4 separate regions of the Mus musculus genome follow, and regions 1, 3 and 4 are each linked to region 2. Evidence: chromatin loops called from intact Hi-C (ENCODE). Cell type or tissue: left cerebral cortex. All regions are shown on one strand. Links, peaks and the distances in the headings refer to the core of each region. The heading gives the core; the rest is flanking DNA. Region 1 has its middle 9.0 kb from the start of Gm40038. Region 2 overlaps Jade1 (jade family PHD finger 1). Region 3 holds the start of Sclt1 (sodium channel and clathrin linker 1). Region 4 overlaps Gm40040 (a long non-coding RNA gene).

Region 1 (3,951 bases), core at 668-3,167, 380 kb before region 2:
ACTCACAGACATCTGCCTCTGCTTCCCTCTTGCTGGGATTAGAAGTGTGCACCACTACTGCCCTGACAGGACAGCACAGATTTTAAAAAAGAGGTCATGAGGTTGGGAGAGGGTTGGGGGTGAATCTAGAAGGAGCTAAGGGGAACACTAAGGAGTTTACATTGAATGAATGCATGGGATTCTTAAAGATGTAATAATAAAATATGTTTAAACATTGGCCCATGATATGCAGAAGCAAACGATACAGAGTTGCTCAGGGTTACCATTTAATGACTTCAGGTTTAGGGAAGAGAGGAGTCCTAGGAAGCTCACAGTGACAGACCTCTGATAGCAAGCTCACACATATACTACCCTATCCTCCTCTACTCAGATAAACGTCTTAAAATTGGCATTTTAACAGAGAAACTGGTGCTCATGGAGGCACGACTATTAACTGACAAGCATAGAATTTCAACCCTTCAGTGGCTGACTCCACGGCTAGCACTGTTATTTGTAGCCGCCTTCTCTCTGGTAGACTTTGCCAGGATGGTGCCTGGAGTCAGGCAGGCTTATCGCCGCCAGAGAGCCTCAAAGGCACAGTCCAAAATTAGGAATGATGAGGACCGAGTTGTCTGTCATCTGGAGGTGACTGCAGCCATTTCCCTGGCCACTGTCAGCCCCTGGCAAGTACCTCCCAGACACAGGTGCTGGGTTGACACCCTGGGCTCAGCCAGATCTCATGGACAGAGCGACTCTTGGCTCTCCTCAGGTGGAATCCAGTGAGGGACCAGGCTGCCCAGTGATGAGTGATTCAGCCAACCATCTCTTCGCTTGTGTGTTGCTGCTGTCTTCCAGCTCAGATGTATTACATCGTTGGCAGATGTACTTCATAGTCTCTGTTATTTCTTCATTCAGGAAGGAATGTCACAAGCTTCAGTTAGAGGCAGAATCAAGATGTCTCAAAATGCAAGCTTCCTTTGGACACTGCTGGCTGGTTTGTTTACGTTTTCATACAGTAAGCAGCTGCTGCAAACAGCTCTTGATGCTTTTCCTTGTGCTTTTTTCTACCCGCTCTCCCGAAGCCCCCCATCATACCCTCAGACGTCCTCTCTTTCTGCTTCCTCTCGATACATCCTGCATCCCTGACAGCCTCCGACAACTGCTGCTGAGTGATTGTGTCAGCCCCATAACACAGGTGCCTGTGCTGAGTGGATTCTTTCATGGCTTCTTGGGTCAGGATGTGCAGGAAATGCTGAATATACCACAAGGAGGAGATTTGCCTGGGCTCCTTGTGTCCATGCTTCCAGCCAACATTCCCGGATTCCCGTGGATCACGCTCCAACCCAGGCCCGAATACAAATCGTGCTGCCATGTTCTTCAAGAGGTGTCAGCATTCATGAAAACTGAATATGAGTGAGTTACTCTTATTTTTATAATTTCATTTAAATAATATAGTTTATTATCATAAATTTACATGTTATTCTATTGCAAATTAAGCCATACCAGGCTTAGCTCCAAGCACAAAGTTTACCCCTTATGAATATTATTTTCACAGAGACTCTTAGGAAGGACATAGATTATATTTAAATATTTTAAGAACTCGTTTATTTTCAGAGACTTAGGGAGTGTGATTATTTGTCCTGCTCCCAAGATCCTACAAAAAATAAAAAAGCGGGGCACAGCTGGGCGGGTTGGGATAGCACCGCTAGTTTGCTTCTCAGCCATATGTGTGCTGAGTGCTTCTCTGCTGTGTCTTCCCCGTGCTAGAGTTTCAGGGACTTAGAGCGAAGCCTGGCTTCAGAACCGGTCACGTGATAGCACAGATGAGAACGGTGACAGCTGTTCAGATACATGACCCCCAAACCAAAAGACACAAGGAAGAGTGGGACTGACCTGCCACTTCAAGCAAAGCAAAATCCTCTCCGCTCCTGGCTACTCTGAGACTTTGGCCACCAACCTGGAGCCATGGTCCACTAACTGTAGTAGAACTGGGGCTCTTGCAGTTGCCACTACTCAGAGGGCCACCAGAGGGCGCTTTCCTCCTTTCAGGTTCTGCCTTACTGAACACCGCTCCTTTTGATGGATAGCACTGAGTTTCTCAGGAGCTGGGGAATTCAGCTGATGCAGCTGTGGTAGACAGCTTGGGCACGAGAAAACGTCAGTAATTTTATGTGTGTTTCTGTGTATAGTTCTTCACTTCTGTCTCCTCTGGTGAACTGTGCACTTAAGAACCAGGTCTTGTCTGTGTTTATCTCTCTCATCTGTGGCTAGCCCGGAGTCTGATGTTTAAGAGGTTTTAATAAATACTACAGAGTGTGAAGAGCTGATCTTGATACAGGTTTTAGGTTTCTGCCTCTCTGAGCCATCTGAGGTCAGCTTGACCTGGGATCCTTATTCAGTAGGTCTGGGATGGGGGTGCAAACACATCTTTGGAAAGCTCTGTGCTCCTAGCTAGCTCTTCCTGCCCCACATGTGGGCTCCTTGGCTTACTGCCCTGGCTATGGGCTGCTGAGTATGAGAAATGAATCCCTGATCCTTGGGTTTGCCCCCGAGCCCCTTCAGCATGACCCCGTCTGCCCTCCCACAGGCCTTTCTGTTCCTCTTCCCATGAGCACCTTTCCCTGCCAGAGATGACATCACCTGCCAGCTGTGGGAGACCAGCCGGGAAGACCCGGGGCTCTTGGTACCACCCACAGGGGCAGCTGCTTCTGCAAGCTGGAACTCACCAGCTCTCGTTCTGCTTCAACCAACACTTAGACTGCATGGATGCTAGAACAGAGGGCATCCCAAAGCTAAGGGGGGCGGGGGTCTCTTCTCTTATAATGAAGGCTTATACTTTTGCTTCCTCAGAGTTCCGTTTTCCAAGGTTTTGAATGGGAAATGTGTGTACACGAGAAGGTTGAGGAGAGGAACTATGGATGGGGGAGATTCCTCATGTTATGTGGGTTGGCACTGCGTGAGGAATGCAGAGAGTTTCAGTCTTTTGGGTCAGGTGGTGCTGCATAAATCCCAGTGTGAGCTTCATGGGTGTGGATGGGCAAGTCAGCTAACACTCCGAACCTCAAGCACCTCACTGGTCAAACTGGACAGTAGTGTCCCTGTTTAGCTTACATGCAGACTTGGCTTTAGATGCAAAACTGTCAATGTCAGTCACTCTAAGTCACAGCACGCGAGGCTTGCTCTTGGAACTGTTACAGGATGCTTCGTTCATTGTCCCTGTGTCCTCTTCTCATTTGGCCATCGTAAAGGAAAACAGTCATTTTTTTTTTTTGTTCCTGCACTTTCATCTCGTGGACCTGGTGATTGATGCAAGTGACTGTTTTCTCTTCTTCAAAGCAGCTGCTAGAAAGCCCAGAGCCAAACGTGTGGTCCGATCCGTCAGCATCAACTGTGCTCACCATTATAAGACGGTTTTGGCCACATGTGTGGCTCTGTTCACGATTCCCATGTCAGAAGCCGGCTCTCACTTTTCCGTGATGTTACTATGTATTATCACTACTCTACAGATCTTAATCTTTCTGAAATGAGACAGAATGAAATGAAAATGCGTTTGCCACTAAGTATGTGAACACACAGGTTTAGAACATTTTTCACAATGTCTGGGATAATAGGCTCATCACATCCGAGCTGGTGAATGAGCGTAATTACCCTCTGTGAATCTGAGCTGGCTTCTTGTGGATTGTATTAGAAGGGTGTGGTGAAGAGGTTCACAGCCGTAGACAGGTTTCCCAAGCTGGAAAGGTGTTATTGCATTAGCTAGTGGTAGGTGTAATTCTAAACACACTGACAGCTCGAACTGTCCAACCACTGCAGAGAATGCCTTGTAGATGAGCCTAGCCTAGCACAAAAATAACCCCAAAGTTATTTCAACCTATATGAGTTTCTCAAAGTGCATTAAAGGAGGATTTATTCTTTGCCCGTCATACATCATAAAATCGTGTTCCTTCTCCTTCCTAATTCCCTCTCACTCAC
Region 2 (3,951 bases), core at 726-3,225:
CTCCCTCAGATCTCCTCTTTTTCTGTTTCCCTTCAGAAAAGAGCATGCCTCCCAGAGATCTCAACCAAACTTGGCAATAACAAGTTACAGTAAGCCGGGCATGGTGGCGCACGCCTTTAATCCCAGCACTCAGGAGGCAGAGGCAGGCGGATTTCTGAGTTCGAGGCCAGCCTGGTCTACAGAGTGAGTTCCAGGACAGCCAGGGTTACACAGAGAAACCCTGTCTTGAAAAACAAAAACAACAACAACAAACTTCCCAAAAAAACAAGTTTCAGGCTAGGCGGTCGTGGTGCACACCTTTAATCCCAGCACTTGGGAGGCAGAGGCAGGTGGATTTCTGAGTTCCCCCGCTCCCACCATTAGGAATCCCACAAGAACACCAAGCTATACAGCCACAACATAAATGCAGAAGACCTATTGACCATTATTCTTAATCTGTGTCAGAATTGAGAGGTCATAGCCTCTGTATTGTGGGGAGAGTGAGCCATTTTACATTCCTTTTGTGCTCCACTAATACATTGCTTTTTTTTTTTTTTTTGCTGGATGTTTTAGGCAATAGACTTGTCAGGAAAACAAACAAGCATGCAAAACAGTGGCTTTATTTTATTTTTAAACACCTTCTTGGATTTATTTAGCTTATGTGTGTGGTGTGAGGGTTCTTCTGGGACGTATATGCCTAATATCCGTGGAGGTCAGGCGATGATGTTGGAGTCCCTAGAACTGGAGTTCCAGATGGTGTGAAACCACCATGTGGCTGATGGGAACAACCAAAGTCTTACGAAAGAGCAAGTGCTCTTAATGTTGGGCCATACCTCCAGGCCCAACAGAGGTTTCTAGAAAGTACTTACTTATTTAGATAGAATGAATAAAGGCTGGCTGGAGGTTAGAACGGGTGCAATCAGTTTGTCACAGAGAGATGATGGATGAACAAGATGGCAGTGGTGATGGAGACACCTCTCTTGAAAACCTCCCTCATTTCTCTCTCTATCTCTGTCTCTGTCTCTCTCTGTGTCTCGTGTGTGTGTGTGTGTGTGTGTGTGTGTGTGTGTGTGAACTGTAGACCACACAGTACTAGTAAGGGTTCTACCCATCATTTGTCGCCTCACTTGTTCTTAGCAGGACGGAAGAGCGAAGCAGAGATCCTGTCAGGGAGGGAGTCTTTATGCTCCTTGTTAAGGAAATGGGAGAGGGAGAAAGAGCACACACATTTAGGATTTCTGCTGCTTTGCTTTGTTTCCTGAAAAATAATTGAAAGGCACAGTTAGGTTTTATTCTCCCATTTATCACACTATGACGTCTGTGAATCAAACCTGTTTTATTCAGAATTATGATCTTGTCTTTTGGGTTCAATATCTGATTTTGTAATTAATAATCATTGTTCTTATTTTCTAAATGGAAATTTTAATGTGTATTTTCCTCCTTTGGATATTGACTGTAATATAAATGTATTTCCTTGGGGACTCCATGAAAATAATTATTCTCCATAAAAAAGTTAGTTTTTAGTATATGAAAAACCAACAGCCACTCATTTTTTACACATATGTATCAACAGGAATCTGGCGATTGCTTTCATACTAGTCTAAAGTTTGAGTTTAAGTGTTATTCTCAGTCCTATTTGGAAGGAGAAAAATGTCCAGTTCTGACAAGAACGCTCTAACATAAAAATCAAGACATTTTTCAGAAGGTGGTTGTCTTTTAGTGGGTGAATGCTAATTTTCAATGAGTTCAGTACAAATTTAGGTAAAGCTGGAGTTCCCCATCCCAGAATTAGATTGTGTTTAAAATTGTCATTCGAATTCATAACTCCTTCAAAACTGTTACTACAAAAACAACTATTTCTTATTCATCCTAGAAACAAAAAACATTTCACTCAAACTATTCGCTTTAATACCCATGTTCCTAGTCGACCTGATTTAAAACTAATTTGCAATAAATGCATTTCTGCATGTCGCCCGGAGTTGGAACTGGGGCAGCAGTTTTGGAGGGGGTGATTTCACAAACCTTCTTCCTCCTAGGAGACACCTGGAGGGTTTGCGGGCTCCAGAGGTGGGTGAGGGGGGAGAGCCCCTCTGGCTGCAGTCAGGACCCCAAGAGTTAACGGGAGCAAGCCCCTACCAGCGGCTCCCCGCCCCACCGTCCCCACCCTCTCCTTTGGCTGGGGATTAAAGTGCTCCCCCCTGTGGCAGCAGTGACCCAGAAATGAGTCTGCGTCCCCGCGCTTCCTCCGCCGCCAGCCGCACGCCCTACCGGGAGGGCCTGGGCGCGCCGGGCCGGCCGAGCGCGCGGGCGACAGCAGGGGCCCGCCCGGCTCCCCGCGGGGCCTCGGTGGCCCGGACCCATGCGGCGCGGCGCGCAGCCCGCGGAGGCCCAGCCCGTGCGCAGCAGGTACGCGGGGGCGGAGGCGCGGGGGCGCGCGGGTCGGGGTGCGCGTCTCAGGCCGCGGCCGCGGCGGCTGCAGGACGAGCCGAGAGGCTCAGCCATATTTGATGGTTTTGTTGCTTCGCTCGGGAGTTCTCGGGAGTAATGTAATGCCGAAGGTCGCTGCCTAGTGGAAATAATATAGTACGTCATTAATATGGCGCCAAAAGATTGGGCTGTGGATCTGTAGCGCGGAGGGAGGAGGCGGCCGCCCGCGCCGCGGCACTATCCCACCAGCAACTTGGGCATCGCCGGGTGGGGGCCGGCAACGAGGCCGGGATGGCCGCGGAGCCCGAGAATTGATCGGTGTCGGATCAGTAAGTTCTATTCCGATTATTATTTTCGATCGGAGGAGGGCGAAGGTTTAGAGCTTTTCCTTTTAAATGTACGAAGAACATGAGGTTTTCAGGTGATTCATCCAGCGTTTTCAGCAGCAGAAACCCAGTTTAGTTTATACATTAAAAAAAAAAAGCCCAACTGCCTTAGGCTGCATGAAAGTGGAAAGCATAGTAGCAACTTGGTAGACAGATGGCAATGGTAGAGCGCAGGTTCGCGTACATATATGTTTCCAGAGTGTTTGACAGTGTGTGTTTTGGGGGGGAAGGAGGCTGTGAGGGTATGTTTTCCCAAACATAGGTGTGAGGGGGTACATCTGTGTGAAGTGGCCGCAGCCCTGGTTCCTGTCACCGCGTCACCACATGTCCAAAATATTCATTGCATCAATTCAAGGGCAGTGAGAAGGGGATGAAGGGACAGCTTGGCAATTAGATTTTTCTAGAATGGGTTTCCAATGATGAGACCTTTTACTTCCAGCGAGACTGCTTGTAAAGTGTAAAAGACTTAATCGGTGAAATTGAGGAGGACTTCATTGGTAGAGCAAAGTACCTATTAATCATGAACTTAAAAACGGATTGCAGATTGCAACCTTTGGCACCATCTGCAAATTGTGGGGGTGGGGTCTCTGTGTCTCCTGGCTCCCTTATGAGCACATGCACATGCGGTGTGCACCCCGGGACTGCAAGTTGCAAAACCTTCCCGTGCACGTGTCTGGTGCCTGTGAGTGTGTTTGCGAGTTGGGTGCTGTTGTTCGGTAGCCAGTAGGCTTTCTGGGTCGGCTCGGCGTAGGCTTGCAAATGCGGGAGAGGGATGGAATGTGGAATGTTGACCGGAGAACCGAATCCTTTCGGAACGGTCCCATTTGCTGGAGAAATTCGATACCTTCCACCTCCTACCCGCCCCCCCCACCCCCCTCCCGCCCGCCTTCGGGCAGGAGGCGGGGCTGAGGACGCCGCTGCTGCTCAAAGTGGCGGAGCGCGGCGGCGGGAGGCAGGTGCACAGCACCGCCGGTGGGGGTGCCTCAACTTCCGCGGGCGTTTAAATAGCAGCCGGGCTCCCCTCCCACCGGTAATAGGTGACCTGGCGCTCGCGGGCGGCGGGGGAAGGGACTGGGTACGCCGGGGCACGAGCCTACGCGGCACGTGGGCAGGTGCTGGTTGGCCCCAGGGCCAACTTTTGCAGCCCGCCCTCCCGCGC
Region 3 (3,951 bases), core at 645-3,144, 180 kb after region 2:
CATGTATTAACCATAGGCACAGAGAAGCTAAGAATTTTGACCAAGATCAAACTTGTAAAATGTGAGAGCTAGGCAATATATGTACAGAAACAAATCTAAAGAGTATGTCCTTACTTCTGGTCTCAATGTAGAGTTCAGCATGTTTCCCCAACCTTCTCTGTAGCTCAAGAAAATACCTGAGTTTCTCTCTTTCTCTTTCAAATCTCTCAGCCTTCAATCTCTACATCTTCCTTAGGTCCTATAGGTATCCTTCTTACCTATGATTACAACTGCAGCTAACGAACTGTACTCCTCTATAAACCTCTATGTAGTGTTCAAGGCAACTGTCTTGTTTTTAAACAAAGCATTACTACCAATTCCTCAATGTTGCCAATAATTTGGACACCTAAACCTTTCTTATCAGTAAACACATAGTGGTATGTCAAGATTCTGTCCAAATGGCATCTCCTCTGGAAGTAGTTTAATAACCGCATAATAGTCAATATTTGTTTAGCTCCATGTTAGTAGATGCTATTTCAATGTTTGCTCAATAATTCCATCAACTACTTGGAATCTGATGCAAACGAGTCGGCAGTTGCTGCTGCTTCAGTGTATTTTTGGTATTTATGTATCTCCTTCTGCCAGCTACATGCTTGGAGAACAAGAATCTCCTTACATCAGCTACATGTATAGCACCTGGCACGTAATGAAACATAGGTCAACATCTTTTAAACTAACGACCTGAGCAATGCCTGGAGGTCCTAACCTGCAGGCTTGGAAACTCTTCCTGGCCATCAGCCCTCCAGTTTCTTCGAGCACAACAGACGCATTGCATTACAAATCTATTTCGTGCCTGGCCGACTCCAGTGCACGCTCAAGGAATATTCTACAAGTATTTACTAGCGTCTCAGCTTCGTTAAGTACATACATAGCCTCATGTACATCACCAAGCATTTTGTGCAGAGCACTTCTTTTTAAGTTTTTAACATTTTTCACGCTGGGACCCGACCAGCATTCACAACACATTAGTAGGTCAACGATAGCGACACTGCACCTTACAGATGAATTTTCCATCAGGGAACAGAGCGCGCTTACTTTGGTCTCTCAGTAAGTCGATTTCTGTGGCCATTTCGATATTTTAGTTTGGAGTTTTCATCACGTTTATCGATTCCTCGCAGGGGGGAAAGAAGGTATTTCTCAAACAAGCAAGCAATCGAACAACAACAAAAAAGCAGCCTCCCGCTGTGAGGGCAAACAAAAAGCTAAGGGGTCGCAGGGGCAGCCGAGCCCTGGCGCGGAGACATCAGCATCCCACTCACGCGGCGGCGCAGCCCGGCCCGCCGCTCCGCGGAACCCAGGCGACGCGCCTCAGACTCCGTTCCGCGCTCGGCCGGACCCGGCCGGACGAGAAGGGCCGCGGAGCCGCGCGCGGCCGGAGGGCGCCGAGTTCCCGTCAGACCGCGCGGGAGGATGACCCTGCGACGCGCCTGGCTGGGCGGCAGCGTCCCCGCCGGCTGAGGGGCGACGCCAGGGCCGCGGGAAAGCAGGAGCGGCCGCGGAGTCCACTCGGCCCGCCCTGCGACTTTGAAAGCGGTGCCCCAGACCGTTCCTTGGAGACGGTGACGCCGCGTCCGTCATCACGCGTGCGTCGGTAGGCGTCATTGCGCCGTCTCAGGCGCAGGCAGGTGATTGGCTATCTGTCAGGCGGTGGGCGGGTCCCTGAGGCCGCGTTGGGGGCTGAGTGGGTTGCTTGGCGCCTTCCGCAGTGGCGCAGCGAGTGTCTGTCTGAGGTAGTGTGGCGCATTTTTAATTTAATTAATTTTTTTTTTTTTGTATGGAAACTGTGATAGGAGCAGGCACTAACTAGGTAGGGATTTTCATTGCCCACCCCCGAGTCTTGGTTTTGCAGACACTAAGCGTCTGTGGGAGTCTGTGCAGAGAGGTCTGTGAGTCCTCGGGCTGAGGTGACTCAAGGTCCCCTCACCCCGCCCCCCAGTTTAGAGCTGTCGCTCCTAGGTCTGAAACTGGTTCTTGTGCCTAGAAAAGAGAACTATTGTCCAATATTTAACCCTGTGGCTTCAAGAAGGCACCTGGTCAGGATCCAGGATAGCCTGCAAATCTAGCAGGTATTTCAGAGATGTTTCTTCGGATTTAAGGAAAGATAAAATTCTGCAAAAATAAAATGAAATTTGTACTGGGGCATAAACTACCGTTCACAGTTTTACGAAGTGATATTATGAGTATTTGAGCTGTAAAGCTTGAAACATAAAACATACACAAAATATTGGGGGCAAAAGACATTAGCGATAAAAAAATGCTCACTTGAAGTTTATCATTGGCTTTTGAGGCTTTTAATTGATTATATTTTTATGCATTGAAATACAGTTTCTTTAAATATGCTCAGGGCCTGAGATAGCTTGGTTATGAAGTGCTTGCCTGGAATTCCCCAGCACCCACATAAAAAGCCAAGCAAATCCCCTTTAATTTAAAGATTAAATGGCCTTTAATAGTAGTGCTTGAGAGGAGCAGACAGGATGAGGGAAAAGGGTGCTCTCTATCCAGCAGCCTAGACAAATTTGAAAGTGACTCCAGAGTCAGTAAGTCATTGTCGCAAAAAGTAAAATCAGGCATGTTAATAAGATTTTTTTTTCCTGTTTGATAATATCTGGTGAAAATAAAGGTAGGTTAAAAAAGGTGAACAGCCTTTGAGAATGACATCCCACTGATACTCTGCCTCAAGCTCAGTCCATACACAGCTATAGACGTACTCCCCCACGTGGACACACACAAAAACAAAACAAAAGGCATGTATGCCCTGGATGAAGTTTGGCTTTTTGTTTAACCGTTGAAGACGTTTAGTAATCTTGTACTCATAAAACAGTATCAACAGTGTTACCCTCATTCCTCTAAAAAGAGTCGCTGCTAAATATGTATGTGTTGGCACTAGCCATGCAAAGGGTTAGTTTAGCTTTGAATCAGTGAAAATTCAACCCGGTCTGGTTTTTAGTGGCCATAAACGTAACAAAAAAAAAAAAAACACACTGATTGTGCAAGCTCCATTTCTTTTTTAGGTTCACTATAGGGTACTTTCTGAGGAACATTTTTTATTGACTCAAAAAGATTTTCCTACATTTGGTAGGAATATATTAGGGTGAAGAAAGCCAAGTGTGACTTCTGTATTAAAATTATCAATGGTTTTGTCTAAACTGAGTAGTGAAATAGAACTTTGATATTTGCACTTGAAGTGCTTGTTTTTATATGATCATGGTCAAAATAAGCACAAGCCAGTTGAAGTTTCATGCATTGAAAACTAATGGCAGGTTTCACTGGTAATTTTAATAAATTGACACTAAACATCTAGTATTGACATTAAACATGCTAGGCTTCTGTCTAGCAAACCTTCAGAACATATGAAATAGGAATCTAAGTAAGCGAATTGGAAAGCTAGCTCATCACAGCAAGAATTTGAGCCCAGAAAATATGGCTTCAGTATCACAACCGTTGACCACCATGTGATATAAATTATGCTGAATGTTTTAATGTTTATAGCTAGCTTCTAATTGCAATAAATGAATGGCTACTTTACATGTTTTATTATAATCTCCAGTGATTTACTGTTCATTTTTCAAATGGTTTTATAATGTGTTGTAATGTGTTGCTGAGTTAGCCTTCCCCCTTAAAACAATTAAAAAGACATAAGCACCCAGAATTCAAATGGTGTGATTAAAAACCTTCAGATGTTCCTTTGTGTGTCCTCTCAACATTTTCACTGAAAAATCAGGTTTGTCTGTTTCAGAATTCCTAGTTCCTCCCTCTAGAACGCAGGAGCAACTGGGCAGAGCCTAAGAGGGAGCTCACTGCTCAGACCTGGGCCAGAGACCACAGCTAGCACCAAACTTAGAAGAGCTTCCAGGTCTGTGTCCTATCGGTTCCTATTGGTATGTCCTTTGAGCATCTCTTCAAAGTCTGTCT
Region 4 (3,951 bases), core at 967-3,466, 86 kb before region 2:
ATGTTTTTATTGCTTATTTGTCTTGTGATGTACAATAAAGTTAATTCTAATTTAAAAAAAAAAAAAAGAAGAGAGCACGATGTGAAGGGAGCATTCCCAAGCAATGATGGCCTAGCTGAAGGTCATGGTGCTAGACAGATGGCCTTTTTAACTTGACGGTCACAGATAGTGTCTATAAAGGGAAAGTGGGGCAGAATTTCTCAGACCCTGTGGAAAACTTTAAAATCCAACCATTTCAGTAATTTTATCATATATATATATATATACACACACACATACATACATACATATATATATATATATACACACACACACATAGGTCCTGGGAATTCATGCAGGTGTGTGTGTGTGTGTGTGTGTGTGTGTGTGTGTGTGTGTGTGTACGTACATGGACAGAGGGCAGGGGGAGAAAGAGAAGATTATAGTTTGTTGGCACGGGCACACAACTAACTCACAGAATATCTGTGCAAGAATAACCAAGAAGGAAATAGCATTAGCATTAGACAGCTCTTTGAACTTATTAAAAGATAGTGACTCTTTCTTAAGGAAAAGGTCTTTAAGTAAACAATGCCTCTGACAAATACACAGTAGGCATGCCTTCTCATGGTGCTGGTGCAGCAGGGAGCCAGGGGTTGGCCAGCTCTGCGTCTGACTTTCCAGAGAAGTAAGTAACCTGGGAAAACATGGACTCTCTTCAGGGAGCACACAGGTGACTGGGGTCCCTCCCTTGGGCCTTAGCACGAAGCAGGTACTTACTGTTCTGGGCAAGGAGGCAGCAGAACGTTCAGGGAGCTGGCAAAGCTGGCTGCTGTAACAGGAAGATGTCTTTCAGGAGAGGGAACGAGCTCATCCTTAAAGAGCATCAGTGAGTCATAAAAAGGGAGAACAGAGCAGGTATGAGATGCAGGAGAGAAAATGTCATTGATGCTGCTCAGAGGTGCAGATCCCAGATAGAGCAGACAGGAGTAACTTTGTTTGCAAGTAAGACCCCCTAGCAATGATCTAATAAGATCATCCATCATCATCATCCATCATCATCATCGTCATCATCATCATCACTATATAAGAAGATATCTCCAGGCACTCACCTCTCAGTGACTTACGCGTCAGGACTGAAGAATCCACTTCTTTGTTTAACTTTTATCCCCAAGACAACGTCAAAGTTCCAGCTTGCATCCATGTTCTAGGTGGCTCTAAAGAGAAAGGGGTCAAAATGGTCACCTGTCACTTACAATTGGACTAGGGAGCCAAGTTATCAGCTTTGCGGTCTCAGCACTTTCCGCCTGCTGCGTACTGTTTGCTGAGGACTCGGAGGAAAAACTTGTTCAGTATTTGTTCGAATGCGGTCCTGGTCTAGAAGTCTTTCGTAAGTACGATTCTCTTTCAGTCTCTTCTACACAGTTCCCTGTGTTCTCCTTACTGCAGCTCCTTCTTCCTACGGTGGGCTTCAAGTTGTCCATTTCTATCTTTACTCAACCATTCTCCAAGAACCTAGGCCACGGCTACAGAGCGAATTTGAGGCCAGCCTGGGGAGCCAGGCTGCTCCTTCCTCAGTGCTTCTGCTCCAATGAGAAGGTCCTTTGGGGTGAGTCATCCAGACACACACTCCTTTCAGGGTGGACAGTCAGAAACCACAAACAGAGAGGCAGTCATGGTACAACATGGGACCCCAGGGGTTGTGCTTTGCGAAGAGCATCTGCTCGTGGCTGAAGAAGGGGAGCATCTCAGACGACATCCTCCAGCATCCTTAGGAAGACCTGCCACTCCCTAACAAGTCACATGGAAAACAGCAGCTCACATGCAAGAAGAACCTCCCTGCAAGATACCCCACAAGGAGTATCTGCTGCCTTCTCCCTGCGTGCAGTGTCCCGCAGACCTACCTGGTCAGGGTGAGACCATTCTTCTTGCTTCAGTTCCCTGGCCCTTACCCTGTGCCATACACAACCAAGGAGCCCAAGCCATACATGCACTGTTCAGCACAGACCTGTGTCCCCAGCCACTGCTACCTGAGTCAGCGTGTACACTACGGTCACTTGGCTCCATTTTTTTTTTCTTTGTAAAAGGAAAAGGCAAAAAAACTTCATGGCTTAAAAGTAGAAGTGTCAAGATGGTGTTACAATTATAGCACCAGAGTCTGGAGAGATGCCTCAGACATGGAAAGCATTAAAATATAGAAAGCTGCCTTTCTAAAATAGCTTTATGGCGCTGACTTAAATGGTTTGGATGGCTCCCCTTTAAAGTTTATTTTACTTTTTCTTCTTTTGATTGTAACCAGTCATCTGAAGGATAACCAGGAAGGAGCCCTGTCGGCTGTAGGTAGATAGCACCTCCGCCTTCCAAAACGCAACTGGAGGAGGCCTTTCAGATGAGCAATGTCTCTTTTGTGGTTGTGTTTCCTTTGGTGTGCGCACTGGGGACTGACCGAGGAGCCTTGCTTATGATGGGTAAGCACTCCATCGCTGAGCTGCTCAACGCCCCCAGGCTTAAGGAGCAGAACATTTTAAATGAGCTATCAACGGGACTTTGGGGAAAAAGGGGTATGGAGGGGAAGGCAAGTACAATGGTTCAGACAGTAGCTGAATACTCGTAAGGAGGGCATCGCGCTCCAGAGCTGAAAGCCAAGGCTATTTCCCTTTCAGGCTTGAAAACAAGAAAAAAAAGCAAATTAGGCACCGAGAGTACCCACACCATGAAAACTGTCACCTAAAGCTTCTCTTCACGGATGAGAAATGTCAAGGGTATTTCTAAGTTAATTGGACGCACCATCGAGTATGGCAATCTCAAGTGCATATCCTTCGAAAGGCTTGGGGTTGATGTCTTTTAAGCCAGTACCTTCATGAAGATCTTTAATCTTCAGGGGGAAAAATGTGTGGTAAGCTCTATATCATGTCTAATTTTTAAATTAGAACAAAGGTCTCTGCTCAGGATGGTTGCTACTGGAAGGAGCCACATCATATTGAGACACATGGGAGCCTGAACACCTAGTTGGTTAGCTACTTGGCCAGTGAGCGAAACACGAAGGAGAGCTTGCAATGTTTTCTCCATGTTTTTACTGCCCTCGTTAATGAATGCCACCCACAATGCAAACTGTAGGTCGTCAAGGAGAAATAGCAGAATAAGGCAGAGTCCTAACACTGACGGCCATGTCTTCTGACTCTGCAATCAGCATCTGCAGCTTGCATGTAGCATTTCCAATTTCATGAAAATGTAGTCTTTCAAACGTGCTCTTTTTTTTGTCCTATGCCTACACTGCAAAGAGATAAAAGTCAGAAATTTTAGTTTAAAGTTCATTCTTTTATGTTTATGTAACCAACTTATGAGAGCAAGTGTTGTATCCGTAGACAATCCCAGGAAGTCTAGAGATGGCGTGTGATGCTTCGGAAGGTGCTCAGATAACGGCATGCGCCCTCAGTGATAAATGAGTCTTTGAGCCGAAGTGTCAGGCAGTTCAGCTAGCAAAAAGGCAGCTGTAAACAGTCCAGGCAGAGGGCAGGTTTGATATGCATGATGTTGCTTGAAGTACCTGCAGGGCATCAATCACCTGATGCAGAAGAGCTCCGTGATCAAGCTTCCTCAAAGGAAATTGGCAAATTTGTAAACAGAAAGACTTCAGCTCACTGAAAAATGCAGGAATGTGAATGACAGGGCATTAGGTCCTGAAGGAAAACCCACGCCAATCATCAGTTCATTCATTCATTAGCAAAGACTACAGTGAGTATCTGTTTAAGCACCAGATAACTGCAAAGTCCTGGCATTACAAAGATGGAGAAAACAGGCCTGTGCTCTGTAACTGCTGGGTTTTACTGAAACAAATGCCTTCCATATATGCTCAACAAATGCACACCCATAGGTGCAGCAAAGGACACTACTGCAGAAACGTAATGCTGTTCCTGGGATTGCACAGATGGAAAACAATGGCAATAAGAAGCAGAGAACACACAGTAAATACTC

Evidence for each region. Hi-C counts contacts between places; a loop is a spot of excess contacts. Peaks named below come from ENCODE experiments on the same cell type or tissue, not always from the same donor. Only the 100,000 strongest peaks of a DNase experiment are listed, where the experiment ranks them.
Region 1: a loop joins it to region 2, with 8 times the contacts of the local background. A loop is called at or near these places in 12 of 42 quality-filtered maps.
Region 3: a loop joins it to region 2, with 7 times the contacts of the local background. A loop is called at or near these places in 7 of 42 quality-filtered maps.
Region 4: it touches region 2 in a loop (5-fold over the local background); 3 of 42 quality-filtered maps call a loop at or near these places.

Annotation. Positions count from the first base shown.
Region 1 is chr3:41,180,472-41,184,422 of GRCm38, forward strand. No RefSeq gene overlaps it. Among named protein-coding and RNA genes, the nearest start is that of Gm40038, 9.0 kb to the left of the region's middle. In left cerebral cortex, for the core only: a CTCF peak has its summit at 1,999 (motif pointing right); DNase peaks (open chromatin) are centred at 1,302 and 1,999.
Region 2 is chr3:41,561,182-41,565,132 of GRCm38, forward strand. The region is part of intron 1 of Jade1 (jade family PHD finger 1); the gene reads left to right. Among named protein-coding and RNA genes, the nearest start is that of Jade1, 7.4 kb to the left of the region's middle. In left cerebral cortex, for the core only: CTCF peaks have their summits at 2,174 (motif pointing left) and 2,740; DNase peaks (open chromatin) are centred at 2,225 and 2,589; H3K4me3 peaks cover 1,380 bases; H3K27ac peaks cover 1,143 bases.
Region 3 is chr3:41,740,921-41,744,871 of GRCm38, forward strand. It overlaps Sclt1 (sodium channel and clathrin linker 1), which reads right to left and starts at 1,594. Exons shown (of 21, transcript NM_001081411.1): 1 at 1,075-1,594. The coding sequence starts at 1,108. It overlaps D3Ertd751e (DNA segment, Chr 3, ERATO Doi 751, expressed), which reads left to right and starts at 1,698. Exons shown (of 6, transcript NM_001099785.1): 1 at 1,698-1,769. In left cerebral cortex, for the core only: CTCF peaks have their summits at 1,763 and 2,764; DNase peaks (open chromatin) are centred at 1,035, 1,664 and 2,655; H3K4me3 peaks cover 1,989 bases; H3K27ac peaks cover 1,627 bases.
Region 4 is chr3:41,474,544-41,478,494 of GRCm38, forward strand. Gm40040 (a long non-coding RNA gene) reads right to left here. Exons shown (of 5, transcript XR_867192.2): 4 at 1,089-1,193; 5 at 364-851. Among named protein-coding and RNA genes, the nearest start is that of Gm40040, 7.5 kb to the right of the region's middle. In left cerebral cortex, for the core only: a CTCF peak has its summit at 2,325; a DNase peak (open chromatin) is centred at 2,219.